Linked DNA regions of Homo sapiens: region 2 is linked to region 1. The links are chromatin loops, found by intact Hi-C in ENCODE. Cell type or tissue: mammary epithelial cell. All regions are shown on one strand. Each heading gives the region's core, and the rest is flanking DNA. Links, peaks and the distances in the headings are about the cores only.

Region 1 (16,254 bases), core at 5,284-13,283:
TCTCTTTTTATAGCCTGATTTGATCTGAAGCAAACACCTCCAGAGTATACTCACAGAACAGATGGATTCACATGTGAAAATTGTCTGGTAGGGCTTTTATTGTGTGGTTTTATTCCTGCAAAAGAATAGGGGGAAACCATCTCTTGTTTCCTTAGTTTTTCTTAGAGCCTAATATAGTCAATGTAATTACCAGTTCAGTTAAACAGCTGTTTGTTGAGCACTTTTTAATATGACAGACCCTGTGCTTGGTACTGAGAATAAGATCGATAAGACCCAACATCTGCCCTGAGGAACCTCACAGATAAAGGGCAAGAGCTAATTCACAAAGAGATGGTTTTAATACAGTATTAGTCAATGCTTTGAGAGATGTTGCTACAGAGGATGGGGAATGCGGGAAGGCACCTAGCCCAGCCTGGAGAGATAGGAATGCTTAGTCATTCCAAGAAAGGAATGCAGTGGGGTGGGTGAGGGTGTTACAAGCATAATGGTTAGCATGAGCAAAGGCACAGGACTAGGAACAATATCACATGTTTGGGAGTTGCTGGAGTTAGAAGGAGATGTGGCCAGAGAGACAAGCAGGGTCCACATTGCCCATCCCAGGGAGGACCTTGTATCCTCCCCAGATATAGTAATATCCATGTCTTCATCTGTTTTATTCCATGTTTTTAGCTGTTTATAAGAAAGACACCTGTGGGCGAGTCTGAGACAGAGTTAGAGATTAGTTAACTCTACAAGTTATCAACATGTAGACACAAACTGTAAAATGAATGTGACCACTCAAGAAGGTCACATTGAAAGAAAGGGTCTGAAGCAAACCCTGGAGAACCATAACATTTAAGAGTCAGTGAAAAAGGATGAGAAGGAAAGATAAAAATCTAGGGGGACAACAGGACAGCACCATCCAGTGAGATTAAAAACAGAAATTGTATCTAATAATCGGAGATAATAGTGGGTTAGTTTAAGTTAAGTGGGTTAGTGGGAACAAAGGGCAAAATGCAACACATTGAGAAGTGAATGGCAGCAAGTGTAATCAACACTTAGAAGAGACTTGGATAAGCATGAATGGATAGTCTGTTTTAGGCAGGTTGCTTGTTTTCTCTGAAGGAAAATCCTGACTACATTCAAAGGCTGACTACATTTAAAGGTTTAAGTGGAAATAAAGTAGAGTGAGGGAATATTGCTGGAGCCAATTTTATGTGAAATCAGAAGAAAGTGGAATAAAGATTCTATTTTGATGAGTAGTCTTTCAACCAGAGAAGGAGCACATCTTCCTTTGTGAATGAATAGAGGGAAGCAGTGGATGTTAGGGCAACTTTAAAAACCATTTCAGTAGTGCTCGCTTTGGCAGCACATATACTAAAATTGGAACAATACAGAAAAGATTAGTATGGCCCCTGCACAAGAATGACAGCCAAACTCATGAAGCATTCCATTTTTTTTTTCCTAATTAAAAGGCACAGAGAGACAAGTTAGATAAAGAAGCAAAACCCAATGGATGCTGTCTTCAAGAGACCCATCTCGCATCCAGTGACATCCACAGGCTCAAAGTAAAGGGATGCAGAAAAATCTACCAAAGAAAGGAAAAACAGAAAAAAGCAAGGGTTGCTATTCTAATTTCAGACAAAACATACTTTAACCAACAAAGGATAAAAAAAGACAAAGAAGGGCATTACAAAATGGCAAAGGGTTCAATTCAACAAGAAAAACTAACTATCCTAAAAATATATGAACCCAACACAGGAGCACCCAGATTCATAAAGGAAGTTCTTAAAGACCCATGAGGAGACATAGATAACCACACAATAATAGTGGGAGACTTCAACATCTCACTGACAGTATTAGACACATCATCAGTAAAGAAAACTAACAAGGATATTCAGGACCTGAACTCGACACTTGATCAAATGGACCTAATAGACCTCTACAGAGCTCTCTACCACAAACCAACAGAATATACATTCTTTCTGTCTGCACATGGCATATACTCTAAAATTGACCACAATTGGTCATAAAATAATTCTCAGCAAATTCAAAAAACCGAATTCATACCAAACAATTCTTGGATCATGGCACAATAAAAATAGAAATAAATACTAAGAAAATCACTCAAAACCATACAATTACATGGAAATTAAACAACCTGCTCCTGAATGACTTTTGGGTAAACAAAGAAATTAAGGCAGAAATTGAGAAATTATTTGAAGCTGATGAGCACAAAGATACAACATACCAGAATCTCTGGGACACAGCTAAAGCAGTGTTAAGAGGGAAATTTATAGTGCTAAATGTCCACATCAAAAAGTTAGAAAGATCTTACATTAACAACCTAATATCACACCTAGAGGAACCAACCCCAAAGTTAGCAGAAGAAAAGAAATAACCAAAATCAGAGCTGAACTGAAGGAAACTGAGATGTGAAAAACCATACAAAAGATGATTAACAAATCTAGGAATTTGTTCTTTGGAAGAATAAATAAGAGTTCTAGTTAGACTAGTAAAGAAAAAAAGAGAGAAAATTCAAATAAACACAATCAGAAATGACAATGAGGATGTTACCACTGACCCCACAGAAATACAAAAAAAAGAAACCCTCAGAAACTACAATGAACACCTCCATGCACACAAATTAGAAAACCTAGAAGAAATGGACAATTTCCTGAAACATACAACCTCCCAAGATTGAATCAGAAAGAAATGGGATCCTTGAACAGACCAATAATGAGTTCTGAAATTGAGTCAGTAATAAAAAGCCTACCAACCAGAAAAAGCCCACCAACCAGAAAAAGCCCAGGACCATAAAGATTCACAGCCCAATTCTACCAGATGTATAAAGGAGAGCTGGTACCATTACTAATGAAACTATTCCAAAAAATTGAGGAGGAGGGACTCCTCCCTAACTCCTTTTATGAGAGCAGCATCATCCTGATATCAAAACCTGGCAGAGACACAACAAAGAAAACTTCAGGCCAATAATCTTGATGAACATAGATGCAAATATCCTCTACAAAGTAGTAGCAAATTGAATCTGGCAGCACATGAAACAGCTAATCCACCACAATCAATTAGGTTTTATCCCTGGGATGCAAGTTTGGTCCAACATATACAAATCAATAAATGTGATTCATCATATAAACAGAACAAAAAACAAAAACCACGTGATCATCTCAGTTGATGTTGAAAGACTTCATAAAATTAAACACCGCTTCATGTTAAAAACCCTCAACAAATTAGACATTGAAGGAACATACTTCAAAAATAAGAACCACCTATGACAACCCCACAGCCAATATTATACTAAATGAGCAAAAGCTGGAAACATACACCTTGAAAACTGGAACAAGATAAAGATGCCTTTTCTGTCCACTCCTATTCAACATAGTACTGGAAGTCCTAGCCAGAAGAATCAGGCAAGAGAAGGAAACAAAATGCAACCAAATAGGAAAACAGAAGGTCAGACTATCCCTGTTTGCAGATGATATGATTCTATACCTAGAAAACCCCATAGTCTCAGCCCAAAAGCTCCTTAATTTGATAAACAACTTCAGCAAAATTTCGGTATACAAAATTAATGTACAAAAATCAGTAGCATTCCTATACACCAACAACATCCAAACTGAGAGCCAGATCAAGAACATAATCTCATTTACAATAGCCACAAAAAGAATAAAATACTTAGGAATACAGCTAACCAGGGAGGTGAAAGATTTCTACAATGAGAATTGCGAGAAATCAGAGATGACACAAACAAATGGAAAACAATCCATGCTCTTGGAGAGAAAGAATCGATATGTTAAAATTCCCATACAGCCCAAAGCAATTACAGATTCAATGCTAATCCTACCAAACTACCAATGACCTTCTCCACAGAACTATAAAAAAAACTATTTTAAAATTCATATTGAATGAAAAAAGAGCCTGAATAACCAGTGCAATCTTAAGCAAAAAGAACAAAGCTTGAGGCATCACATTACCTGACTTCAAACGACAATACAAGACTACAGTAACCAAAACAGCATGGTAGTGATATAAAAACAGATACACAGACCAACGGAACAGAACAGAGAGCCCAGGATTAATGCCACACAACTACAACCCTCTGATCTCAACAAAGTAAACAAAAACAAGCAATAGGGGAAGGATTCCCTTTTCAATAAATGGTGCTGGGATAATTGGCTAGCCATATGCAGAAGATTGAAGCTGGACCTCTTCCTTACACTATATACAAGTCAACCCAAGATGGATTAAAGACTTAAATGTAAAGCCCAAAACTATTAAAACCCTGGAAGATAATCTAGGAAATACCATTCTGGACTTAAGACCTAGAAAATATTTCAAGACAAAGGCACCAAAAACAATTGCAACAAAACAAAAAAATTGACAAATGGTACCTAAGTAAACTAAAGAGCTTCCGCACAGCAAAAAGAAACCATCAGCAAAGTAAACAGGCAACACACAGAATGTGAGAAAATATTTGCAAACTATGTATCTGACAAATGTCTAATACTCAGCATCTGTAAGGAACTTAAAGAAATTCACAGGCAAAAAACAAACAACCCCATTAAAAAGTGGGCAAAGGATATGAACAGACCTTTCAAAAGCAGACATATATGCAGTCAACAAGCATATGAAAAAATGCTCAACATCACTGATCATTAGCGAAATGCAAATCAAAGTGAGATACAAGCTCACATCAGTCATAATGGCTATTAATGAAAAGTCATAAAATAACAGATGCTGGCAAGGTTGTGGAGAAAAGGGAATGCACATATACTGCTGGTGGGAGTGTAAATTAGTTCAGCCACTGTGAGAAGCAGTTTGGTGATTTCTCAAAGAACTCAAACTAGAATTACCATTGGACCCAGCAGTCCTATTACTGGCTATATGCCCAAAGGAATATAGATCATTCTGCCGTGAAGACACACGCAAGTGAATGTTCCCTGCAGCACTATTCATAATAGCAAAGACATTGAGTCAAGCTAAATGCCCATCAACAGTAGAGTGGATAAAGAAAATATGGTACATATATAGCATGGATTACTACACAACCGTAAAAAAGAATGAGATCATGAGAATGAGAATGAGATCAGGTCCTTTGCAGCAACATGGATGAACAAACACAGGAACAGAAAACCAAATAGCATGTTCTTACTTATAAGTAGGAGCTAAACACTGAGTATATGTGGACACAAAGAAGGGAACAACAGACACAAAGGCCTACTTGAGGGTAGGGGTTGGGAGGAGGATGAGGAGTGAAAAACTACCTATGGAGGAGTACTGTGCTTATTACCTGGGTGATGAAATAATCTGTATACCAAACCCCCATGACATGCAATGTACATATATAATAAACTATACATGTACCCATGAAGCTAAAAGTTTAAAAAGTGTTATTAGTAAAACAATAGGAATACAACAATAAAAATAGTACAAATTAAAAAATAAATAACTAAAATCTTTGCTGACGGCAACAATAAACATTTAAGTAATCTTTTCTTGAGCAGATAATAATGTTCCCATGGTTCAAATTTGGAAGGTATATATGGTTATACAGTGACAGCATTTTTTTTCATCTTTGCTTCTCATTCATCTGTTACTTTGTAAGGAAATAGTTTATTGAGCACTTACAATATGCAGGTATTGTTTTCCATGCTGGAAACATGTTCTCCATGCTGGAGATAACAGCAGTCAAAAAAAATAGAGGACATTTCTCCTGATGTGGGCCTTTTATTGTTGTGTGTGTGATGATAGAGAAACAGAGAAAGGAAGAGATTGATAAAATGAATTAAAGAAACAGATGAATAATATATACATATTAAAGCTATTAGAAGAAAAAGAAAGTAGGCAATAATTGTGGGCAGGTAGGCAGCTACTGTATTTATGTAGGTCAATCAAGGAGGGCTGTCTGAAAAGTGGGTTCTGCAGAGGCCTGAATGGAGTATGGGAGTGGGCTGTGAGGTTAACTGATGGGAAAGTGTCTCAGACAGAGGAGGCTATAAATAAAAAGCTCCTGAAGCAGGAACATGCTGGAGTGTTTGAGGAACATCAAGAGTCTGTGTGGAGCTAAGGAAGGAAGTGGGAGAAACAGACAAGCGGCAGTCATAGAAGAAACCAGAAGCAATGTCTGGTGTAGCTTTGTGGGCTTCAGATTGTTCCTTACTTTGAGTGTTCTGCTTGAAAATAGATTATGGTGTTGATGCAAAGCACTGGGGGGTCTCGTTAAAATGCATATTCTGATTCGGTAGGTTGCAGGTGGGACTTGAGATTCTCTATTTCCAAGCTCCCAGGTGACGTGGTTGTTGCTGGTCTGTAGACCACACTTCCAGAGCGCTGGTCTAGAAGCAATAATGAGGACATCCACTCTGCTCCAGACCCTGTAGGGGTGTGAGAAAACAAATAGCAACTTTGTGACACTTAAATACAAAGCAAGGTGGCAGGTTTCAGTCAAAGTAAGAGGTTGGAGGAGCATTTTGAGGAGAGGTTGAAGATACAGGCGATTTTGCTGATACATGGCTCAGTTCCCAAGATTGCAGTGAAAGTTTTTAGGATGGGTCAGTGTGTGGGATTAGGTCAGATGAGCGGATGTACAGAATTTTATGAAAAAGGTAAAAAAATAATGCATGTGACCCAACACCTTGAGCTGTTCATACTGACTGAGATAAGTAAGGGTGTGAGGAAGGGTGGTGTACTCCTGACATTCTCTTAGGGGAAAACATACTGTCGGTTTCAATTTTAGTCCCCTTCATAAGATTACTGTCTTTGTCAGACTGTTGTAGTGAGCTGGGAGTGTCATGTGTCAGGGATTGGGAGTCTTTCCAGGATCAGGAGGTGGTCTGGGGGTCTCCTTTGCAGTTCCTCTAATAGCAAGGTCCAGGCCTGGGGAGATGCAATGCTATCTGGAATGGAGAGAGCTCTGCATTCCTCCATGGCCACATGGTTCCCTGTCTCAAAGCAATGTACTAGTCTCCTATGTATTCTTTCAGAGTATTTTAATGCAGACAAAAGACTCAATGCAGATTAGGCCATTTCAGCACCAGAATTAACAAGCTGAATTTAATGGACGTAAGCTGCAGAATACACATTTCACTTTTTTCAAGGGCCCATGGAACATTTATACAAATTGATTCATACTGGACCATGAGGCAAGTCTCAACAAATTCCAAAGGTTTGGCACCATAGGAATTACATTCTGTGACCAAATTACAATCATTCTAGAATTCAATAGCAAAGAGATAACTAGAAAAAAAAGTCAGTATGTTTGAAAATTAAGAAACTGTTCTAGGCTGGGCACAGTGGCTCACACCTATAATCCCAGCATTATGGGAGGCCAAAGAAGGAGGATCACTTGAGCCCAGGAGTTTGAGATCAGCTAGGGCAACAAAGCAAGATCCCATTTCTGAAAAAATAAAATAATTAGCCAGGCATGGTGGTATGCACCTGTGGTCCCACCCAGCTACTTAGGAGATTGAGGCTGGAGGATTGCTTTAACCCAGCAGTTCAAGGCTACAATGAGCCATGATTGTGCCACTGCACCCCAACCTAGGTAACAGAGCAAGACTTTCTTTAAAAAAATAAAAGAAAGAAACTGTTCTAAGTAGTTTATGAGTCAAAAACATCATAAATCAGAAAATATTTAGAATTAAAAGAAAATACAATTATTTTATTATAACTTGTTGGAGGCAGGTAAGGCAGTACTCAGAGAAAAGGTTTTAACTTTAAACACTTGCATTAGATAAGAAGAAAAGACAGGAAAATTAAATTAATCATCTATATTCGAAAGTTAAGAAAAAAAAAACCCAGAAAATGTAGAAAGATAAAAATAATAAAGAATATGAATTTAATGAAATAGAATACCAACATGCAATAAAGAGGCCCAGCAAAGCCAAAAGTTGATTATTTGAAAAGAATACATTTGATAAAACAAAACAAAACAAAACAGCAGCAAAACAAAACAGCAGCAAAACTGAATTGGACAGATTCCTGGAAAAATGCAATTTACAAAAATGGACTCAAGAAGAAACAGAAAATATTAATATTCTTACTCTCCTCAAATTTATTGATTCACTTGTTAAAAATCATCATACTCAAAATGTACAGACACAAAGTGTTTTACCAAAATATTCCAGCAAATATTCTAAGAATGAATAATTCCAATCTTATACAAACTATTCCAGAGGATAGAAAAAGAGAGGACATTTGACAAATCATCATAAGACTTCAGCATAATCTTTATACCAAACCAAGGACAGTTTGAGAAAGGAAAATCTAATTTATGAATTTAGAAAAAAATCTTAAGCAAACATTAGCAAAATGTATAAATGTATAAATTGTATAATGTATAAATAGGTCGAGGAGGGCAGGAAGGGAATATGCCTCAGGAGGAAAGAAAAAAGAGATAAGGGCTGGGTGTGGTGGCTCATGCCTGTAATCCCAGTACTTTGGGAGGACGAAGAGGGTGGATCAGGAAGTCAAGAGATCAAGACCATCCTGGCCAACATGGTGAAACCCCTTCTCTACTAAAAATACAAAAATTAGCCGGGTGTGGTGGTGTGCACCTGTAGTCCCAGCTGCTCAGGAGGCTGAGGCAGGAGAATCGCTTGAACCCGGGAGGAGGAGATTGCAGTGAGCCGAAATTTTGCCATTGCACTCCAGTCTGGGTGACAGAGCAAGACTCTGTCTCACAGGAAAAAAAAAAAAAAAGAGAGAAGATAAGAGAAAGGAGAGCCACCCACCAGAAGCACAGAAGGAGGAGCTGGCTGTCAGGAAAGTTGGTGGATTGATAACAAGAATTAACTTCGCCCCCTTTACAAAGTTTTTCTTTTGAGATAGGGTCTGGCTCTGTTGCCCAGGCTGTAGTGTAGTGTAGTGTTGCTCATAATTTGGGATTTGTGGGGATATCTGGTCCCTAGTTTTGTGGAGGTTGTCTGTGCCCCATAATTATTTTTGTAATCTTAGTTGTTCTGTGTGTTCTATGAGGGAATTTGGGAGAAGCCACTGCCAACTTCACCAGATCTCAGAGCAGAGCTTTCTAGTTTCCAGCTCAATATATCTTGTACATAGGAAAGGTTTAATAACTATTTGAGCAACAAATTTAAAAGTTAGAGGTATCATTTTCTTTAGGCACTTTGTAACGTTAGAGCAAAGAGCGTCAAAATTGTAAAGGACACCTGTTATCCCAGCACTTTGGGAGGCAGAGGTGGGCAGATCACTTGAGGTCAGGAGTTTGAGACCAGCCTGGTCAACATGGTGAAACCCCATCTCTACTAAAAATACAAAAATTAGCTGGGCAAAGCAATCAGCAATAGCTAAAAGATTTACTTGGTGTCAGCATCTATCCAAGAGGAAGCAATGGGATCTCTGACAAACTTGACTTCGAGGAAGCCAACAAGCATTTATCTGGAAAACTCAGTGATCCAAATTGAAAACAGTAACTGAAACTAGGAGGGGCTTTCATGGTCCAAAACTGTCCGTGGTAAGACTAAGGAGATTGAATATTCTGAGGTCCCTTCACTCTCAAAGTTACCCAGCAAAGGTTCCTCCAAGACAAAGCTATGATCCAAACTGAGAATAAATTGTTAAGAGAATCTAAGATGAGCAGGTCGGGGACACTAGACACCAAGGAAATATAAGGTCCAGATAAAAGTGGTAAGGGAGAATAGAATCAGAAAATCTTAGAATTTAAGTATTTATATCGTTGGACATTTTATAAAAACAACCAGAAGAGGGTGGTCGAGAGACATTAAATGTAAAGAACCCAAAATGATTCCAAGCCAAGCTTCCTTTCTAAAACTTCAGAAAATCTAATTTGGTGTAAAAATGAGCATCAGAAAAGAATGAGCTAAAATCACATTCAAATTTATTACAGGGCAGGGAGAAAAAAATGAGTAGAATTTCTATAGATAATAAAGATATGCCAGAAAGATGTTCTCACACAAAAAAAAAGAAAACTATAATTTATATTTTTTAAACAGCTAACAGAAAGAAGATCTGAAAGATAAACCAGAATAAAGAAAACTTAGAAATAAAGTGGTAGAAATCAATAAAGAATTAAACATAAAATTAAACATTCATTTCAGAAATTGTCTAACTAGAAGTATAACACAAGAGCAAATAGACTCAACTGGTAATGACTCACAATAAATAGAAAACGAAAAGAAGGAAATTTTTAAATATATAAAAAAAAAAAAATGAAGGTGCCAGGGACTTAGGTGGGAGAGACGGGAATGGAGAGTCATTGTTTGATGGGTATAAATTTCAGTTTTGCAAGATGCGAAGAGTTCTGGAGATGGATGGTGGTGCTGACTGCACAACAATGTGAATGTGCTTAATGTCACTGACTGTGCACTTCAAAATGGTTACGATGGTAAATTTTATGTTATGTGTGTTTTGTCACAATTAAAAAGTGAAAGGAATGAAAAAGGAAATGAAGGAAGAGATGAAAAGTGTTAGTAAGAACATGATCAATTCAGAAGACAGGCAGAGAAGATCTGACGTATCTATATAAAAATTAGGAATCCATGAATGAAAAATCAAAACAAGTTAGAAGAAGCACCTGATTATAATGCACCAAAACTTTGATCAGATGAAAAAATGTGAAGTTACGTATTGAAGGAGCACATTGTATACCTGGAAAAGTTGACCCAGAACAAATATCTGAGCCATAGACCAAGTGACTTATGAAGGAAAGAAAAAGGAATTGTTATCATGCTTTTCAATAACAATTTCTCCTACCAGAAGAAAACAGAGTAACACATTTAAAATGTTGAAGGGAAAGAAACAGTAAGCCCAAGATTTTATATTCAACCACACTTTTTTTTAAGTATAAAGGGAGCAAGCTGTCACCTGGAAGCCAGAACTGAAAAATACTGCTTCTGTGAATCCTTCCTTGGGTATACAGTAGCTTCAGACAACCAAAATTACTAGAGAAATATTGACATAAAGATGGATGGTGGGCGTTGAGCATATATTTACGTGAAGAACAAAGGAAGGACATAAGAACAGAGTGTGGTAATGGCTCTATGCTCTGACAATATAGATACAGCATAATTAAAAGAAAACAAGGAGAGAATGAGAATATCATGTAAAAACATTTGAAACAGTTTTTCAGTAATTATACTGGTAGTAGTTTTGATAGTGTTATTTTGAGAATGTTTTGTGTGACATGGACAAAACATTCAATCATCCCCATTGTCCTTGCAACCCAGGATTCTTGCTGAAGACAAAAAGAGATTTGAACATAAGGTAGAAGAGTTTAAGTAACATTGAAATCTGAATTTGAATTATAGTGTGAACATACGAGGTATTTTATCTTTAAATAAATGAGTGATATTTACATATATAGTTGTATATATTAAATAATCATTGTCATATAATTATTGTTTATATATTTTACCATGCATATAATTATATAGAATTATCAATAGATATAAAGGACTAAGTTCTGATAGAGAGGTACGTTCTATAGGAAATAATAATAGTTATAATGATAAATACATAATTATTATTAAAGGAATAGGAAATTGTACCATAATAAAAATATATATATTTGATCTCTATCCCCAGTTCCTGACACAGAGCTCCAAAAATCCTTGTAATTTCCCGAGTAATCAGGGAGCTAGGTTCATCTTTGTTCTAATATTTTGTCTTTGACCTGGTTCCTGACACAGAACTTGTAACCCTTTGGAATTTTCTGGGTGCTAGGAGAATCTTTTGTTCTAATATTTGTTCTTTGACCTGGTTCCTAACGCAGAGCTCCCAAGACCTTTGTAATTTCCTGAGTGACAGCAGCACCTGACACAGAGCTCCTGAATCCTCTGGAATGTCCTAGATGATAGGAGTTCTAATAAGGTGACTCTTGGTGGCCTCCTGAATGGGAGCTGGTCACCAGAAAGACTAAGCCATGATTAAAAGTCTGGAACTTTTAGCCTCACCTTTCATCCTCCCAGAAGAGGAGAGAGGCTGAAGACTGAATTAATAATCAATCATGCCTATGTAATGAAGCCTTCATAAACTTTCCTGAAGCATGGAGTTTGGGGAGCTTCCAGGTTGCTGACATGGAGGGTGGCATGCCCCAAGAGGCCGTAGAAGCTTCCTGCCTTTTCCTGCATACCTTGACCTCTGCATCTCTTCCATCTAGCTGTTTATCTGTATTATTTGTAATATCCTTTATAATGCACCAATAAACACAAAGTGCTTCCCTGAGTTACATGAGCCTCTCTAGCAAATGCTCAAGCCTGAGCGGGTTGTAGTGGTTACTTCCAATTTATAGCCAGTCAGTCAGAAGTTTCAGAGGCCCACATGTTAATTAGCATCTGCAGTGGGGGCAGTCTTTGGACTGAACCCTTAACCTGGGAATTTGACTCTAACTCCAGGTAGACTGTGTCAGAATTGAATTGAATTATAGGATACTCAGTTGGTGTCCACTGGAGAATCGGTTGTTGTATGGGGAAAAGTCCCCACCAATTTTGGTGACCAGAAGTGTTGAGTGTGGGAGTAAGAAGAAGAGCTTTTTTATGTCAATTAGAAATAATTTTCAATATAGTAATATACACATAATCATTATACATATATAAAAATGTATAGATATAATGACAAGCTAGGATATTCATTCTATCTTAGTTTATTCTATTCTACAGAATATGTGTTATATTCGGCCAGGCACAGTGGCTCATGCCTGTAATCCCAGCACTTTAGGAGGCAGAGGTGGGTGGATCACCTGAGGTCAAGAGTTCAAAACCAGCCTGACCAACATGGAGAAACCCTGTCTCTATTAAAAATACAAAATTAGCCAAGCATGGTGGCGCATGCTGGTAATCCCAGCTACTCAGGAGGCTGAGGCAGGAGAATCACTTGAACCTGGGAGACGGAGGTTGCAGTGAGCCGAGATCTCGCCATTGCACTCCAGCTTGGGCAAGAAGAGTGAAACTCCATCTAAAAAAAAAAAAAAAAAGTGTTATATTCTCTCTCTCTCCTAGCTTGGTCCATTATGTCTATGATAATTACCTCCTAGGTCTGCCCATTGAAATTACCTAGAAATTATAACTGTCTCCCTATATAAGTATATATATTATGATAACTATATATGTGTGTATGTGTATATGTATATGTGTGTGTGTGTATATATATATATTTCTATATATCTCCTAGCTTAATCTGTTATATGTATTTCTGTCCATTGTAAAGGCCTGGAAACTATATTGAGCCTACTATAGATGAGCACCCTAGCCCTTGGTTTTTGGTCTTGAATTACTATTTCACATTAAAAGAAACCAGGGAATCTTGGGGAAATGGCTACTTTCAGTGCTGGACAGAAAATGTACAATAAGCCTGGAGTATCATCATAGCAGATATCAAGGAAGCTATCAAAGACTAATAGGTTTTGTCAAAAGTTGGAACCAACTTAAAGATAAGGCAGTTTGAACATCGATAAGGCCAATAGCAAAATCCACAAGATTATAATGAATTATAAAACTCCATGTAACTGTTTTTTTTTTTTTAACAAACTCTTTATTTTGAAATCTGGCATTTGTTTTGCTTTTTCTAGGTGAAATGTAACATTAGGCAACCAAATAGTAGAAAAGGGGAAGCTTTCCTCTGTAGAAGTATCCCAGTAAATAAATGGACAAGGAATCATAGAATTGGAATGTCACTGGTATGCAACCCTAGTGAGTTAAAGCCCTTGGATAATGAACATCAATGATTGCTGACATCACAAAAAGAGAATTAGATATCGTGTACTCCCTAAAGAACAAAACAGCCTTTAAACAAATTTTGTTAAAAATTTTGAACCTGTATCTGATTGTGCCTCTTGATTTACAAAAAACACAATTTACAAAAGAATACAGAGGACAGAGGAACATATTATACTACACCATGAGAATGCAATAAACTGTTGAAAATTCTATAGGATAAATTGTCCAGTTTCTTACACAAATAAAATATAGGGGAAAAAGGACAGAGATGAAAGCATAAATTGAGCGATTTAAAAGACATTACAAAATACAGACCTGAGCTATAAGATTTAGGGAAGCACACTGGGGTAATAAAGAAAAGTTAAGAAGTGATTATTGTAGAAGCCAATGGTTATCTTGGGAGCAGAGTTGGGGGTTGTCATTGGGAAGGGCACAGAGGACTTCTGGGATGCTGACCACATTCTATGTCTTGACATGACGATGGTTAGAAGGATATTCACTTTATACATTTGAAATACCATTTCTGTAATTAACACAAAAATTTTAAAAGACAATTGTCCTTAAGGAATTTGTAATCTAGTATGAGGGAAAACACATTATGTGAGAATATTTAGAATATCTAATAACACACTATTAGTGTTACATGGTTGGTCTCCAAAATAAGTGAAATAGGAGTTCAGAAGAAATGTCACTTCCAACTGATGTGGGGAACTTTGATATTCTTTTTCTAAAAGCAAAGGAAAGAACAGTGCATCTCAGCTCCAAACCCACTCTTATTTGCCTTGCTTTGTAATAGTGGAGCTGAATGCTGCAGACACTTCTCCTTTGCTCTCTGATTTGATGCTCAACTCTGTCAGTAAAAGATAATAAAAAGAGATTGCAAGGTATTAATGGCAGGAAAAAAGGACTTTGCCTGTTTCACTGAGTATGCTTTTTTCCCCTTTACCTTGAATACTCTTGTATTTTATTTAGAAATAATACAAAAGAAGAGCTCAGAAAAACAAAAAACAAACAAAAAAAAAAACACCACTCACCCCCGCCAAAATGTTGTCCTGCTGGTTAACCTCTTCCTCCTCAACACTCCCTCTGTGCCTCCACAGGCTCACCCCTAACACTTCCACGGCCTAAGGCAAAAGTACAAATGGAGCTTACCCACATTTTCATTTTAAATCAATAATTATAATCTCCATTTGGTACAAAATTTGAAGTTGCAGAATTTTTTTTAATTTTAATTTTAAGTTCTGGGGTACATGTGCAGGATGCGCAGGTTTGTTACATAGGTAAACTTGTGCCACGGTGGTTTGCTGCACTCATCAACCCATCACCTAGGCATTAAGCCCAGCATGCATTGTTCCTGGGCAATAGCAAGTGGACTCGTGAGGAAGGGTGCGGGAGATCCCTGTAGTGCTCACCACAGCACAAGCTCCCACAGTTCAGTGCTGGGTGATTCCCAAGTGGCCTCTCCATCAAGTTTCTACATTCTCACAGCAGTCATATGTGTATCTCTGTGCAGCCATGCCTTCTCAGAAGTCTGAGTATTTCTAAGTCTTGCAGGGCCCTTTCCTCTAAATTTCCACATCCCTTCTTAATTCACTTTCCCTTGGCCTTAGGGATAGTAACTGCTTTCTGGAGTTGCTACCTTAGAATACCTTAGCATTTTCTTTTATACCTTTTAGTGTTTAACTATCTTTACCTAGTTAACGATTTTTTTTTTTTTTTTTTTGAGACAAAGTCTTGTTCTGTCACCAGGCTGGAATGCAGTGGCAAGATCTCGGCTCACTGCAACCTCCGCCTCCCAGGTTCAACAGATTCCTCTGCCTCGGCCTCCCCAATAGCTGGGACTACAGGCAAGCTAATTTTTTGTATTTTAGTAGAGACGGGGTTCACCATGTTGGCCAGGATGGTCTCGATCTCCTGACCTCGTGATCCACCCATCTCGGCCTCCCAAAGTGCTGGGATTACAGGCGTGAGCCACTGTGCCCAGCCAACAATTCTTTATATTAAATTTTACCAGCTCAAATTACTGGTGTTTTCTGTCTGCAGACCGGACCTTATGCTGATGCAACGTTTGTACCTGAGACTACGGAAGACAAACACACATTTACATAGATAGTGGTGAGCTGTTGAAGGTTTCTGAGGAAAAAAATGATACTCTTTCAATTTTTATTTTTAAAATTAGAAATTGACAAATTATAGTTGAATATATTTAAAACATGATGTTCTTAAAATATTGTATCAGAAAGTTAAATGTGGCTGACTTGTTTAGAAGAGGGAAAGGCAGGAGGGTTCAGACATGCCAGCGAGAGGTAATAAGCGTGATTGAGGGTTGGCAGAGGAGACGGAAAGGAGAGGGTGATCTGAGGAATTCTAAGCAGGAATTAACGGGATTTAGGACTGCTCAGAGACAGAAGCAAAGGAGATGTTGATCATTTCAAGCCATATAATTTCAACATATCAGGAATGTTGATCCTTTTAAGCCAAGGATACTGAAAAGGAGAAGGAACTGGTACTGGGAGCAAGGTGGTGATTCAAGTCTTAGATATTTCGAGTTTTAAATGACAATGAC
Region 2 (16,254 bases), core at 4,759-12,758, 290 kb after region 1:
TTTAAACAATCATCCTTTAACCATGCCATTTCTACTAAAACATGAAAAATAGTGTCTTTTATCCTTATTCTTGTCATTAGCTAGAGAACACTTAACATTTTGAACAATATGATAAATTATAATGAAATTAAGCATGGGACATTATGATTATGTCTACCTGAAAGCAAACATCTGGAGGAAACATGAACATTTCAGGCAGCCAAAATTCAGATGGCTGGATCTCAGTAGATGAAACATCTGGATTTTGTGAATTGATTAATTTCCATCCGGCTTTTCTATTTTGGCTTCATTTAGACATAGCTTTTGTCCTGACCCCAAACTTTTTCCTGGCACTATGCAAGCAGTATTCTCTGTTGTGTAGAAAGAATTTATATTTATTTTGTTTTCTACCTTTTTTCATGCCTCCACATGGCATACAAGATAATAGCCTCTATTTTTACTTAATTATTACTTAAAACTATTGTCTGAAGCCATCAATGAGGACAAAGGAAAATAAAGACTAGTTTGTATTTAGTGTACCTGAGAAGTAATTTTATTCTGGTCTTTGGCCATGCAATTATAGGGAGACCGTTTCATTTATTTTTGTATAATTGTGTGGGTTCCCCTTACATGAGAACTATTTCTGCTACATATTCCTCTATACATATACAAACAAAAAATGTATTTTGTATTTAGCGTCATGTTCCTGCAAAGAGAAAAATAAGGAAAAAATCTGCAAAACATTGAAGACTCATGACCCACTTTAAAAACATAACTGGATACATCACATGAACTCAAGACCATGACTATGGAGGAAGGTAATGACCCAAAAGTATAACTGGACCTGAAAGTACAACGGAGCATTCCTTTTAGTTCCTTGAATATTGACTCTACGTAGCCAAAGCCAAACTGTAAAATTGATGACTTTCATTTTTATTTTCTATTATAGATTTAACACTTGGCAACTCTTACAACAACAACAACAGCAACAGGGAAAAACAACAACAACAACAACCGAAGAGTGCAAAAAGAACTAATGCAGTGAGTTGTCCCAGTTTATATTCAGTTCCAGTTTATATTCAGTTTTGTCAGTTTGACCTTCACAGGTCTGTAATTACGGTAATCACAGAGTACTGAACGTGCTAACAATCAAAGCATCCCAATTTGAACAGTTCAACAATAGCCTTTTTAATAGGGGTAAAACCGTGCCAGAAAAACTGCAAGGCTGCTTCAGCCTTTCCTGAAGATGTTGGATAATGGGGAGCAGGTATCAAACAACTCACCTCTTAAAAATATGCTGCACAGAGAGATTGACTCCAGCTGTTACTGATAGAACCACTACATGGCTACAAAGAGGGTTGTCTTCATCCCTTTGTGGCTCTGATTCTTCCTAATGTTGCCCAATGATGTGGACAAAGTATTATTTCCTTTAAGACCTTCACTTTGAACACCCAACAGTGCCTATGACATTTTTAAAGGTCAAAAAAAAATTAGCAAAATAGGTAAGAATGAGTTTGGTCAATATGCATTGCTGGTATTAGGAACTTTTTCTCCCTAAGTTAGAGGGAGAACCTCACTGATTACAAGCTTCTTAACCTCATGCTTGCTCTCTCTCTCTTTTTTTAAATTTCTTCTCCTAGTTGCCACAGATTTACTCTGAATTATCTATTATATCTTTCTCAATACTTTTTGGACAAAAATAGACATTTATAAGACTCTGGCTAAGATTAGGAGAATAATCTTTGGTTATGAAACAGTGCTGGTGATTCATGTTATTGTTGTTTTATATTTGTTAACTGGTTCTTATGTGAATTACAATCTATATACCTGTTCTTGTAACAATTTTAGAACGTCCAGGTTCAAAAGAAATTAGAAACCATCTAGCGTATACTTTTAATTATTTTTTCCTTTTCGCTCGTGGATATTTTTAAACAAATTAAATCAGTGTATAAAAACAGGTAAAATCAAAGCTTCTCCGAGCCCAGATGTCCAGATTCTCATCTGCTAAGAGTCTCTTTTATCAATGGTCCCTATCCTGTGACAGGTATAACAGAACTCCAAAGCTCCATGGAACCTAGCTCTAAAGCCTATGATTTAATCCAAGCTTTCAATGGCTGGAGAGATAAAGTGACTTAGCCAAGGTCACTCCTAACTTCTGGATTCGCATTTCTCTGACCTGCTGAGTCAACCTGAAGTGAGCACCAAAAATATTTTAGCAAGCACTTACTTGTCATTCTGTAACATTTTTCCACTGGCTTACCCTGGCTGTTCTACTCCTAAAGATAATCAAGTACTTTCTCAGTGACTTTGGCTACAGTGGAAGCAGGACTAGCCAAATCAACACTGTGGGGTAGTGCCCACCTTCCAGAACCAGCTTTGGTTAGAAAAGGGAGGGGATGATCATAGGATTTACGGCACTAAAAATGAGAACCACTTTTCACTGAGGGTAAGCAGTGCACACACACTGTGGGATGCTTGTCTAGGTTCAGAAATAACCTCCTGAAAGCCTGACCTCTCTCACTGCCAGAGTGCAGTGTGTGGGGGCCAAATAAGAACATTGCAAACTTTGTATCTCCACTGTATTTGTCTGAAGGTGTGGAAAATTACCCTGCTTGCCTGGGCCACTCAGACTGTCTTTGTTAAACAATCTCACAAGCTCTGTAGAGAGTGGTTAGATAGTGAATTCACTGGAGATCCTTATACTTTTATTAAGACTCACCTCTTATTTACTATCAAGGAAGGTAACGATTGGGGCCACTTGAATATGAAGGCTGTATGTTGCACTACTTCTGAGTCCAGAAGAGCCATTAAACTAGGAGCAGTTTAGGTTAAATTGACTGTCACAACAAAGTCAATGTCACAACAAAGAGACAGATAGGGGAAAGGAGAACTAAGGTTTATTGAGCAGCTACTTTGCAACACTCACTCTTCTAATATATTTCCCCTACTAGTTCTGCAATTCCCCAAGTACTTGTGGTCCTGAGTTAAGGCATTAAAAATCACAGTTAAATGCAAATGTTATCAAAGCACCTTATTGCATCCAGCCCAGCTTAGTTAAATAGCACCAATATCCACCCAGTTGCTGAAGCCAAAATCTTAGAGTTATCCTTGATTCTCTCCATCCATTCATATAATTTATTATTAAGATGCATCAAATCCACCTTAAAACATCCCAAATCTGCCTTCTTGCCTCCATCATGATGACCTCTCACCTGGGTTGCTACGGTGCCTTTCTACTTAGTCCATTTGCTTTACACACTTTATGAATACTTATAATAACCCAGTATGAGAGCCACTATTACAGCCCTGTGAAACACAAGTATCAGGAGCACAGAGGATCAGGATCACAGACCTATAGCTACCTGGGTATTAGGTCTGTCTGGCAACACTCACTGCAGAGTCACTTAATAGAATTTTGAAAGAAGTTAAGTAATGTTAGTCATTTTGAAATTCACAATTCACAGACTATAAAGAGAAATAAGAGTTCATAAGACTGCCTTGTCTATGTTCCTCAAAACACTACAATTTAATCAAAGGCAAAAAAAATACCACTTGAAGGTCCCAGCTTGCTAATGTATTGTTAAATAAATTACCACCTTTGAGGACTAAGCCAAATGTGCAATTTGTAAGCCAAATGTAGCACTTTTTTTTTTCCAGGATGAGTGGGTCAAAATACATCGGTAATTAGAACAAAAGAAAACTTCAGTGTTTCTAAAATACAACTGAGTGAATTCCCCCAAATTAAGTTATATTATTTATTTTGAGGAAATAACAAACTGTAGCTAGCTATCGAGCAAACTTTTTCTATATGCATCTAGTAGCTAATGTTTCCAAAGGAAGGAAATAGTTATGAATATTGTATGAAATGTTTTGCTCTGACACTCTGATATTCTGAAGTCCTTATACTAATCACTACTTGGTACTGCTCTATTTATGTCTGTTGTCTCAAAGTGGTGGAAAAGTGGCCTGTAGGAATGAGGAAAACTGATGTACAAAGTGAGGAAGGAAATTTTAAATACAAAGCAATTTCACTAATAAAATGCTCAAGCAGTCTAGAGTAATTTGGGTACTTGGTGAATCATTGCTTAGCAATTCATGAATACTGTGGGTGCTTGGAATTCAATTCCATTGTCCTCTATCTGAATTGCTATGAAAAAGGTCACATGAGAAGGAAAGGAAGTTTTGACTTTCACATGCCTGTTATTGCTAAGGAAACCACTTCCTCAGTATTCACATATTCAGCATGTCTCTAGTTTTGGCTTCCATACAAATTACATCTTGGTGTTGCATTAAGAAACAAACAAGGGTGGAGAATATTTTAAAAACTCAACTCAACTATGATATGTTCACAGAACAAAAAGAGGAGCCCTTTTAAACGCCCTTTCTTTTCTGAAGTTCTCTAGGTATGCCTGGATGGAGCCTCTAAGACCTAACAGGATGTCTGAGATTCCAGGGAAGTGGCCTGTGATCTGTCAGTAAACAAATAAGAAGCTAATACAGCTTTGTTGTGTTTTCTGATTGGCATGGTTCTGAACTATCTCCTACTTGTAGTTGCAGACAAAGAAACAGGAGATGAATTACCATGTTCTAGGACTTTGTGTTCCTTTCCAATTCAAACTGCAATAAGAAATAAAAATGGTTAGGCTTCCAGTGTGTAGATTATATAACGTGTCTCCTCTCTTTTGTGGTTTTGTCTTGTTTTGTTTTTTGTCTTTTAAAGAGAAAAATGAATAAAATGAAGGGATATTTTAGAATGACTGGCTCCCTCAATGGGCCTTATTGCAAGTACAGCTGAACCCTGGCTCTTTTGGTTCAAGAATATCTTTACTATTTGACGGTTTCATTGTTTTTATTTATATTTCTATTTTTGACCCAAACAGAAAGATCTTGTATAAGCTACCTGTTTATCCATTGTAGAAATGCAACTATTTTCAATTCTCCCTGCTGCTGAGAATAATAATGAGGATCCAGAAGATCACAATTCTGAGATATCTGAGATTTATCTGCCTGAATAGCCTGGTTCTCTCTCCCAGCATTAGGATTTATAGTTCATCTTCTGCCTTTTTGTTTTCAAACTTGTTCATGAATCATAGGTTCAGAACAAAACTGTACTATTATTAAGAGCAATCTGCAAACAACTACTCTATAGTGAACTTATAACAGAAGAGTGCTCATTTGATATTACATGGTGGCAACTATGAAAGAGGCAACTGTTAGTTATAACAAAGCTGGAAGGGATAGGATTAGGTGAATATTTGGGAAATTTTATACTAACAGAGTTAATATCAAGTGGACACCTAAAACATTTAAAATGCATGGCCTTAGAAATCATGAATTTAATTTTGATTTTTAGTATACAAGAAAGGAATATATTTATAGATTCATAGAGGAAATACAGAAAGAAACTTAGTTATTAATTTATTTATGATCCTCTATGCATATGCCCCAGATATTGCACCAAAGCACTCTATTTCTGGGTTGAGTCTATGAAAAATTTGTAACCACGATTGTACATCTTGATTTCATTATGAACTGGGATGATGATAATCATGATGATGATAATGATGATGATGATATTTCTGTAGTAATAATAATAGCTAATGTATATTGAGAATTTACTAAGAACTAGTCATTGGGGTGAGCATTTTACATATACCATCTCATTTAATCCTCACAACAACCCTGTGAGATTGGTACTATTATCCCTGATCTTCATAAGAAGAACTGAGGCTCAGAGAGGTTAAATAAATGCTTAAGTTCACTCATCTAGTAAGCAACAGGGATAAGATTTGAAAACTGGTGGTCTCTCCCCAGAGTCTGACTTCTTAATCATTAGGTGTCTGTAAAGAGAAGGCCTTTCACATAGACTAATTTGAGATGCCAAAAGGCTAAAGGAAGGAAAGGATCCCACCCCTTCCTGCCCCAGCAAGTGCATGTGTATTGCTTGTATGTGATTGTTTTGAACTTAAAGAGGCAGATACCACAGTCCTCTGGATAGGGAAGGGGTTATCCCCAGCATCATTCATTCAAGAAAGGGGATGCCTTGAGTAAGAGAAAGAGGGAGAATTTGAACACCAGGCTAGATGAAAGGAGAGGTCTTGGACTGAGTGTTTGGACGGTGGATGTGCTAAGATAACAGGGACTCCCAACACCCCACTATCTCCACCTCCTGAGGAAGGATAAGGAATTTAAAAGAGATCTATAGTGGACAGAAAGTTGGGGAAAAGTTATGTCTCGGTAAACTAAAAAATTGAGTTTCATGGTATGTCTTACATCTGTTTCATATTTAAATGTTCATGCTGTGTCAAAGACATGCTCAAAGATACCAAAGGAAGAGTCATATTTGGATCAAGCATTAAAGGAAAATCAGGATTTCCCCTTCCTTCTTGCTCTTTGGGCCAAAGAGAAGATTTTGCCAAGTGGAGGGGTGAATCTAGCAGGAAAAGGTCATATCACCTCATGCCATTGAGGAGGTCCAGCTTTCATTGCCAAATTCAGAAAATCAGTTTTGCTTTCTTTCTTTTTTTTTTTTTTTTAAAGGAAGGAAACATTCTCCTCTCAGCATTTCAAAAGTATTTCCCCTACTATTTCTGCAATCTCCTAAATATTCATGTTCCTGCTAAAGACATTAAAGGCCACAATTAAATGCAAATGTTATCGAAACACCTTAGTTGACATTTAGCCCAGCTTAGTTAAACGGCACCAATTTCCACCCAGTAGCTGAAGCCAACGTCTGAGAGTTATTCTTGATTCCCTCATCTTTTCATTCCATGTGTCAATAAGATGTGTCAAACCCACCTTAAAACATCCCAAACCTGTCCTCTTCTCGCCATCATTCCAACCTCTTACCTGGGCTGCTGCAGTGCATTTCTCCTGGGTCCATTTCCTTCCACACTTGCCCCCTCTTAATTCATTCTCCACACTTCAGTTAGGGTGAACTTTTTACAACTTAATAAAATCATATCCCTCTGGTGCTCAAAATCCTCTAGTGTTTTCCCATTTAGAATAAATCCCAAACTCCTTACCCTAGCTTATAAAGCCTTCTATGATCTGGACCTGCCTATTCTTCAAAAGGCTTCTATTACTTGCCCCTTCAACCACCATACTCTACTGTGGACTATGAGCTGTTCTTCAAATATTCCAAGCTCATTCATGTGGTAGGGTACTCTGTACAAGTTGTTTCCCCTCCCTAGATTTTCTTTCTCCCTGTCTTCACATGGCTGGTCCCTTGTTGTTCAGATTTTACTTTTACTGTTAGCTCTTCAGAGAAGACTCCTTCAGCCTCCCCACTAATGTGGCTGAGTCACTCACATCATTGTCTGTTCCTCCTGCTAGAAGGGGCTTTATGAGAGTGGGGGCTACATCTGTCTCGTTCACTGTAGTATACTTGAGGCTGAGAAATGTGCTGCCACATTGGAAGATTTCTCTGAGTACCGGTGAAAGGAGAAACACACACTTATTATTAGCCATTATGATTCAGATCAATTCACATTATACCCAAGAAGGAATAGGACAGGGAAGTTTTTTACTGGGCATGAGGAGGGTGGAGATGATAATCAAATTCCATTTGTTTCACAATTAACATAGCTAGCCCTAAAGAATGGCAATAAAGATATTGATATTCAGGATTCTAAAGTTACTGTTTCCACCCCAGCAATGACTACTACATAGTCTAAAATACAGGTGCTAATTAATTCACTGTCTACATGTACCACTTAGGATTGGCTAGGATAGCATGGTGGCAACATGTAACCCCCAAACCTCTCAGTGACTTAAACAGTTGAAGTTTATTTCTTGCTAATGATGTATATTCATTACCTCTACATATTGTGGGCCCTCAGTGACCCAATCAGATGGAGGAGCTACCATCCTGAACTTGTGTGTGGCTGTGCCAAAAGGAAAGGGAAAGAGAGTGTGCAGTGAATTACACCCATCTCACCTCTGCTCACATTTTATTTGCCAGAGCAAGTCATGTTACCAGGAAAATTTGGCTGGGTGGGGAAATGCAGAATAGCACTAATGACTACCACTGGACATCTGTCTAGCTAACAAACATAAAGTTTTCTTTTCTTCCTTCACGATATGTACATTTACTGCCTCCCAGAGGCAGAACACGCTAAAGTGCCATTCAGTCACAGCACATGCAGGTCCAGTGTGGTTCCTTATGACCCAGAGATCTATGAACTATAAGACAAGTTACCTGTCCCCTATACATCTGATATGCAATGGCAAAAGCAAGAGCATGATAACTTCATAAATACTTCCATTCAGAAAGGGAAGGAAAGGGAGATACACAGGAATCACTGATCCATAGAAACCAAACGAATGTGCTGGGCAGAAGGGATGGTCCCCAGGTGATGGGAAATATTGCTTGATTAGGCTCCAAGTCTTCAACTCAAGAGAGATGAGCAGCTTTCCTACATTTGGCCTACAGAAGACTGGGGGCTCCAGGACAATTTAAAGTCTCACACAGTCACTTTGTCAGTCCAGGTTTGTTTCTTTTTCACCAGGATATCTTTTTAAAATATTGAATAAGTTTCTGTGTTGGTTATTCTCTGCCCTTTAAATATATTCCCTTCTCTGCCTTATTCTGTGTCCCAGGAGCTGACCTCTGTGGACTGCATTATCCAGAATTCCTTATACTCTGGATTTTTGTTGTTTGGGCAAGTGGCAGACACAGGTAGGAAATTGGAGGGCAGGATTTGAGAGGGAGAGAGGTTGCAGTATTTATCCCTATCCTGACATTCCCTTCCTCAACCTTTTCACAATCCTGGCAGTGGCTACCTTACTCAGCTGGTCTTAGCTCCTGTCTAAAGGTTTTTCTTCCCTGGCTCCAGACCTCACCAGGATCCTTCCACACAGTGCTGTCCCTTTGTCCTTGAGGCCTAGGGGTGGCAAAGGTTTCCTGTGGTTGCTAATTCCTGAGTACCTCATCATTCCTAATTGGTACCTTACCTCTGATATATTTCTGTAGACTACTTCTTTCATACATTTCCTTCAGTTACATAATTTGTGTATGCCATCTACTTCCTGCCAAACTGACAAAGCTTCATTTCTATTTGACTCAAACAACTAGATGTGTCAATGGCCACCCAAAGTTCTTCTCTTGACATATTTCTTAGATGTACCATATTTATATTCTTCCTTGCTCCCATGCCTCTCTCTTCCTCTTGACTTAATTTTGAAATCTTTGATGTCTGTGATACCTGGTCCAACTGAACTGAACCCATTTACTGGTTTTTGTGGAAACATCTTATTTCATTCAGTGATGTGATGGGCATTTCCTTTTTTATTTTTTGAGACAGGGTCTTGCTCTGTCACCCAGGCTGGAATGCAGTGGCAGTATCTCCACTCATGAAACCTCTGCCTGCCGGGTGCAAGAGATTCTCCTGCTTCAGCCTCCTGAGTAGCTGGGATTACAGGCGTGTGTCACCAGGCCCGGCTAATTTTTGCATTTTTAGTAGAGATGGGGTTTCACCATGTTGGCCAGGCTGGTCTCGAACTCCTAGCCTCAAGTGAGCCACCTGCCTCGGCCTCCCAAAGTGCTGGGATTACAGGTGTGAGCCACTGCACCTGGCAGCCATTTCCTTTTATTAGTTGGTTAGGGCTGCTATCACAACATTTTAGACTGAGTGGTGTAAACCACAGAAATGTATATTCTCACAGTTCTGGAAGCTGAAAGTCTAAGATCAAGGTGTGGGCAGTTTGCTTTCTCCTGTGGCCTCTCTCCTGGGCTTGCAGATGCTTGCCTTCTTGCTGTATCCTTACATGGTCTTTTCTCTGTGTATGTATTTCTAGTGTATTAGGGTTCTCCAGAGAAACTGAACCCATAGAGAATCTGTCTGTCTATCTATCTATCTATCTATCTATCTATCTATCTATCTATCATCTATCTATCATACAGAACTGGCTCACATGATTATGGAGACTGAGAAGTCCACAGTCTGCCATCTACAAGCTGAAGACTCAGGAAAGTGGGTGATACAATTCAATCTGAGTTCAAAGGCCTGAGAACCTGGAGAGCCAATGATGCAAATCCCAGTCCTAGGGCAGAAGATAAGATGAGATGTCTCAGCTTAAGCAGAGAGTCAGGAAAAATGGGTTGAATTCCCCCTTCCTTTGCCTTTTGTTCTGCTCAGGCCCACAACACATAGAATGACATTCAGCCACATTGGGAGGGCAATCAACTTTGCTGAGTCCACTGATTCCAGTGCTAGTTTCATTGAGAAACACTCTCCCAGACACACTCAGAAAAATGTTTAATATGGGTCACCCAGTGGGCCACTCAAATTGGTACATAGAACAACTCTCACACCCAGTGTTTCTCTCTCCTTATAAGAACTAGATTGGATTAGGGCCCCACCAAAACAGCTTCTTTTAACTTAATCACCCCTTTAAAGGCTATATTCCCAAATAGGGTTACATTCTGAGATGCTAGAGGTTGGAACTTCAACATGTGAATCTTGAAGGGTATAAAATTCATCCCATAACATCCTTGATATGATCCTTGACCCAAGGCAGAATTCCAGGTGACCTTTGCTTCAAAGCCTCTAGTTTCATCTTTTAACTGTTGAAGAGATAAAATCACCTTCTGCAATCCTGCAGGTTCCCAAATTCCTGGCCACTTCCTTTTTTTTTTGAGACAGTCTTGCTCTGTCGCCCAGGTTGTAGTGCAGTGACGTGACCTTGGCTCACTCCAACCTCCACCTCCCGGGTTCAAGCAATTCTAGTGCCTTAGCCTCCCGAGTATCTGGGACTACAGGTGCGCATCACCATGCCCGGCTAATTTTTGTATTTTAGTAGAGATGGGGGGGTGGTTTCACTATGTTGCCCAGGGTGGCCTCAAACTCCTGAGCTCAAGTGATCCGCCTGCCTCGGTCTCCCAAAGTGCTAGGATTACAGGCATGAGCCACTGCGCCCAGCCCCTATTTTCTTTTATTGATGTTTAAAACCTCCCTGATTGTTTCTGAAGTCATCTCTTTTTGTGGTGCCCTGTCAAACACAGTCATGCATCGTTTAATGACAGGGATATGTTCTGAGAAATGCATTGTTTGATGATTTTGTTGTTGTGTGAACATTACAGGATGTACTTACACAAACCTAGATGGTAGAGCCTACTACACACCTAGGCTATATGGTATAGGCTATTGCTCTTAGGCTATAAACCTGGACAGCATGTTACTGTACCGAATGCTGTAGGCAATTATAATGCAGTGGTAGGTATTTGTATATTTAAACATATCTAAATATAGAAAAGACACGGTAAAAATACATTATAATCATGTAGGACTGCTGTTATATATGTGGTCTATTGTTGACTGAAACATCATTATGCAGTGCATGACTGTACAGCCAATTATAATCAATACATATCACTAACACTGTTTTCCTATCTTATTCTCTAGAGCTACATTTTCTATCTTCCATATTATCCCAGGCAACAGTTTTACCAACTGTTTTGCTACTGCATTACAACGATCACTATCATTCTCGTCTCCAGTGGCAGTTTGCTTGCTGTCTACTGCCCGGTTGTTAGCCTCTACCATATATTTTAGGCTTATTTGCTATGGTAGCACTCATGTCTAGGTACTTATTTCTGTATCATTCAAGATAGATGTTTTGCTGCCATAAAAATACACATTCCTTTCTTGCTTTGTTACTTGTCTGTCAGGTCTAAAATGGGTCTCTGGTAGTCACCCAGGGACCTAGACTGATGGAGAACCACATTCCTGAACATGCCCATGTGCTATGCCAGAGGGATAAGAGAGCCACTGCATCTTAAAACCTCTCCTCAGATATAGCACACGTCACTTTTTAAAAATAGTTTTTTGACCAAAGTGAGTCACTTGGGTGCTTTTCATTTAAAAGGGGCAGGAAACTACAGCCTTACCATCTGCTTGAGGAGAAAACCCCAAATTTTGGGTGAACAGCACTAATGATTTCTGCACAGCACCGATGCTCAGTACTTGGTATTTACTTCTGGAAATTTAGAAAAAGTAAACATTTAAGATCATCTGTGGCATAAATCATAGGTCCATGACAGTATTTTTGTTTTATAGATTCTGGGCCACTATTTCTCCCCTCACACACGCAAAAACAATATCTAGTTCCCTAAGGCCACAGAATTACATATTCAGCTCTATGGGTGTCAGCTGCCTATTGTGTGTCATTTAGTAATTTCCATACCTTTTCTTTTTTACAACTAAAGAAGTCCAAAAAGAGGTGTGAAAAGTCAGGTGAAACTCTCTTATGCTTTATTGTTCTTATGATACATATGATATGTGTCTTATTCCTTTCCAAATGCATTTTAAAGTGAAGTCATATTTCAATTTGTCATTTTCATAAAGCAAGAAAGATAGCATTTATTGTCATGCATGGCCAAGCAGACTGGCAGATGCCACTAACAAATGGTAAAAAATTCTTCTATGGCTCATTATTTCTATAAAGGCTCTATTTTTTGGTTATTATTTCTGAAAAAGACCATAAACCCAACTATAAATGACAAAAAAATACAGTGGCCATCAAACCCAATTACAGTGTGTCTTTAGAGAGCTAGTGAATAAGTGAAGTTAATCACAATACCTCATATTCTGAAAAGACCTCATCACCCAGGGTACGAATTAAAGTAGTTTCCAGTCTAAAATAGATGTGTCTGTAACAGGAATCACTAACAGTGGGTTAAAAATAGAACCAGGTACAAAACCTACAGTGGAAGAGTATGCATAAAATTAGATTGTTTTGATTAGGTACATCCTTTTCTCAGAAGCTTCTCCAGGAATAAATTACTTTGCTAAAAGTCTTTTCCCTATTATTCCATCCCTGTCTCCGACTCCAAGTGATTTTTCTAAAATACAAATCTGATCTTGTCATTTCTCTACTTAAAATTAGTCCATACAGAACTAGGTTGCTATCAGGAAAGAGTCCTGACTCCTTAACTCCTCAAGGTTTAATGCCTTAACCTCTGTAGACCAACCTATTAATGTCTGCTCTGGATTGAATATTTATGTCCCTCCACAAATTTATATCCTAACTCCCAAGATGATGATAGTAGGACGTTAGGCTTTTGGGAGGTGATAAGTTCATGAGGGCAGGGCCTCATTAATGGGATTAGTGCTCTTATAAAAGAGGGCTCAGAGAGCTTGTTTGCTCCTCTACCATTTGAGGACACAGTGAGAAGGTGCCATCTATGAATCAGAAAGAGGGCCTTCATCAGACACTAACTCTGTCAGCTTCTTGGTCTTGGGCTTCCCAGCCTCCAGAACTGTGAGAAATATATTTCTGTTCCTTTGTTTTGGTACTTTGTAACAAAGCAGTCTCAACAGACTAAGACAATGTTCCTCTTCATACACTGGTGTCCCAGCCATTAAGCTAATTGCTATGTTTCAGCACTGTTAAATGAAGTTTAGCCTTAAGCTGCCTCCTTATGTATTTTAAGTTGGGTCTAAAGCTTTCTCTGAACATCGTGAACTATAACCTACAAGGAGTTGTATACAGACTGTAGTCTATGCCTGTGCCAATCACCAAGTTCCTCAAAGGTGGCCAGCTGTTCAAATTGTGTTCAGATAAGGCAAACGTCGAGCTGTAACCAATCCAGCTGTCTCTATCTTACTTTCCTTTTCTGTATGTCATTTTCCTTTTTCTGTCCATAACTCTTCTTCCACCATGTTGGCTGTGCTGGAGTCTCTGAGCCAACTCTGGCTCGACAGGCTGCCTGACTTGCCAATCATTCTTTGCTCAGTTAAACTCTTTTAAATTTAATTTGGCTATAGTTTTTCTTTTAACAGCTGCATCCTTAACATTTGCTAGTCTCTTGAAGCTCTACTTAAGTGTTCCCTCTGCTCAGAAGTCCCCTTTGTTTTTAATTCCTCTAGGCCCTATCATCACCTCTAAGCATTTATTATTCATTATTGAGGTGGGTAATTTACATGTTTCTTCAGTTTTCTAGATTTGGGGCAACTTGAGTACAGCAATTTTGTCTTATAAAATAAATGCATGTGTGTTTATAGCCCATCCCATTTTTACAAAGGCTTTAAGGAGAACAGTCTTACTTGTGTCTCTTGTTTTTTTATATCCTAAGAGAAATACTCATTTTTTTTTCTCATGTAACTTAGGCTATAGTGTTAAGTCAGATTACAGTGAAACAAATTTCTCACAGGGAGAATTTTTTTTTATATATATATAGTTTATAAAGGTTCGCAAAGGTATTCTACTAAGGTGGCATGTTGTTGAGGTCAAGCCCTTGGAGAAAGAAATGTTTGTGTCTCAGCATGTAGGTTGGCAGTATCTTATTTTCCAAATGAATATTGGTGTTAACCATCCCATGAAAATACTCTTTCTAAAAACATAACTTGTAGAGTTATATTATATTCTGTCAAAATGTGTCTTAAGTATTATATGGAATGCCCACGAGTTCCCTTGGTTGGGGCCATTGTATGATTCTCTCTCGTATGCACAACGTGGGGGAGATGAAGTTGGGGAGGTGTACCATGAAACTACATGTATTTTAAGTTGGGCCTAAAGGTTTCTTTTTACATCATGAACTATAACCTAAATGGAGTTGTATACAGACTGTAGTTGACAATATCCCCGTGTTGTCTGTATATCTGGATATTGTATTTCTAGATATCTGTATATCTGGATATTGTATATCTAGATATCTGTATATCTGGATATACTCACTGTATTTACTTTAAGTTAATTCACAGTTCTTAGTGGAGCATGACTTTGATTGTCAGTGCCATTCCAAATCCCTTTCCTGATTCACTCCGCCTACTGCCTACATCCTCCCCTGATTTACAGGTTCCTGACTGCTTTTCTGATGTCTTTTTATAGTTCTCAATCAATTTAATGAAAGAAATTTATCTGACAAAAATTTTGAAAATCAGCCTTGCCTGACCTTCCCTTGCCTTGTTCTTCTGCATTGGCTACATGGTCATTCTCTGAGTGATTTTTTTTTCTTTCGCATATTTGCCCTGAGCTCTGGCTTTTTTTTTCTTTCACATATTTGTCCTGAGCTCTGGCTTTTTTTTTTTTCTTTCACATATTTGCCCTGAGCTCTGATCAGGGGAAGCTCTGACTGCCCTCGCCTTCCTGACTGCTGAGTCACAGGTTTACTCCATCCATAGAACTCTTTGGATTTAAGTGGCCCCCTGCCTTACTGGTACTTCTGGTTTCAGTATGTTTTTGGTCCTACCACCACCAGACACTCCTAATCCCTTCCACATCTTTTCAGAGATCCTTGTCCTGATATACTGATTTATCGTGCAATCCTGGGTAATTTATTTAACCTTTCTGTTTCTTAGTTTTCCTGTTTTACAAAGATGAGCCTTGATAAGCCCCAAACTGCCTTCACACACCTTGTGAGGATCAAGTAAGACAAAGTTTGTGAAAACACTTTGTTGAGTGAAAAGTGCCAAACTAACGTAAGATATTATTTTTATTGCAACACTGTTTTCATTGAAACATCATTCCTAGATGTCATTGTCTTTATACAGAGCTATATGGTTTTAAAAATATTGATTTCTAGTTGGATAGACTAGGATACATGTAAGAAGGAAAATAGTGGTAACTATTGTTATTGACCATATACCATTTGCCAAGTACAGTGCTAGGTGTTTTTGGTCTTATCTATTTTAATCTTTACATCTATTCTGCAATGTAGGTTTTACAGAGACTCAGAGACATAAAGTATCTTGTCCAAGAATATATAGTTTGTAAGTCACAGAACAAAGGAGTGTGTTCACTTCTGTTTTATTGCAGAGCTGTGATGTTCAACATATGCCTTCCTTGAGATGCTGATATATTCCAAATAGTTTTTGCATTTTTTTTCTGGTAATATCATAAATATGTTTCCATCCTATGTACTCCCTGCTCATGACAATCATGATGTATTGGGCAGCCTTTTAGGATGCTAACCAACAATCTCCTCCTCCTGGTAATAAGATTCTGTAGTCTACTCCCCTTGAGTGTGGGTTGGACTTAGTGACTTGCTTTTAGTGAATAGAATACAACAAAGGTGATGGGATATCACTTCTGAAATTAGTTTACAAGAGACCGTGACTTCTGTCTTGCTGGCATTTGCTTGCTTCCTCAGTTTAAGGAAACTAACTGCAGTATTCTGAATTACCCTATGGAAAAGCTCATACGACAGAGAACTGGTGGCAGCCTCTGACAACAGCTGCCAAGGACCTGAATCCTGCTAACAACTGGTGAATGATCTTGGAATCAGATCTTATCCCAGCTGAATCTTGAGATGACTGGAGATACAGCTGACAC

What was found. Hi-C counts contacts between places; a loop is a spot of excess contacts. Peaks named below come from ENCODE experiments on the same cell type or tissue, not always from the same donor. Only the 100,000 strongest peaks of a DNase experiment are listed, where the experiment ranks them.
Region 2: a loop joins it to region 1, with 4 times the contacts of the local background. A loop is called at or near these places in 2 of 110 quality-filtered maps.

What each region holds. Positions count from the first base shown.
Region 1 is chr6:71,181,280-71,197,533 of GRCh38, forward strand. It overlaps the pseudogene RNU6-411P. Among named protein-coding and RNA genes, the nearest start is that of OGFRL1, 99 kb to the right of the region's middle. RefSeq lists a silencer at 227-521. In mammary epithelial cell, for the core only: a CTCF peak has its summit at 9,749 (motif pointing right); no DNase peak of the experiment used is centred there.
Region 2 is chr6:71,474,872-71,491,125 of GRCh38, forward strand. LOC105377853 (a long non-coding RNA gene) reads left to right here. Exons shown (of 4, transcript XR_942683.3): 2 at 676-797; 3 at 929-1,020; 4 at 4,375-4,641. Among named protein-coding and RNA genes, the nearest start is that of LINC01626, 62 kb to the left of the region's middle. In mammary epithelial cell, for the core only: a CTCF peak has its summit at 8,102; a DNase peak (open chromatin) is centred at 9,650; H3K27ac peaks cover 362 bases.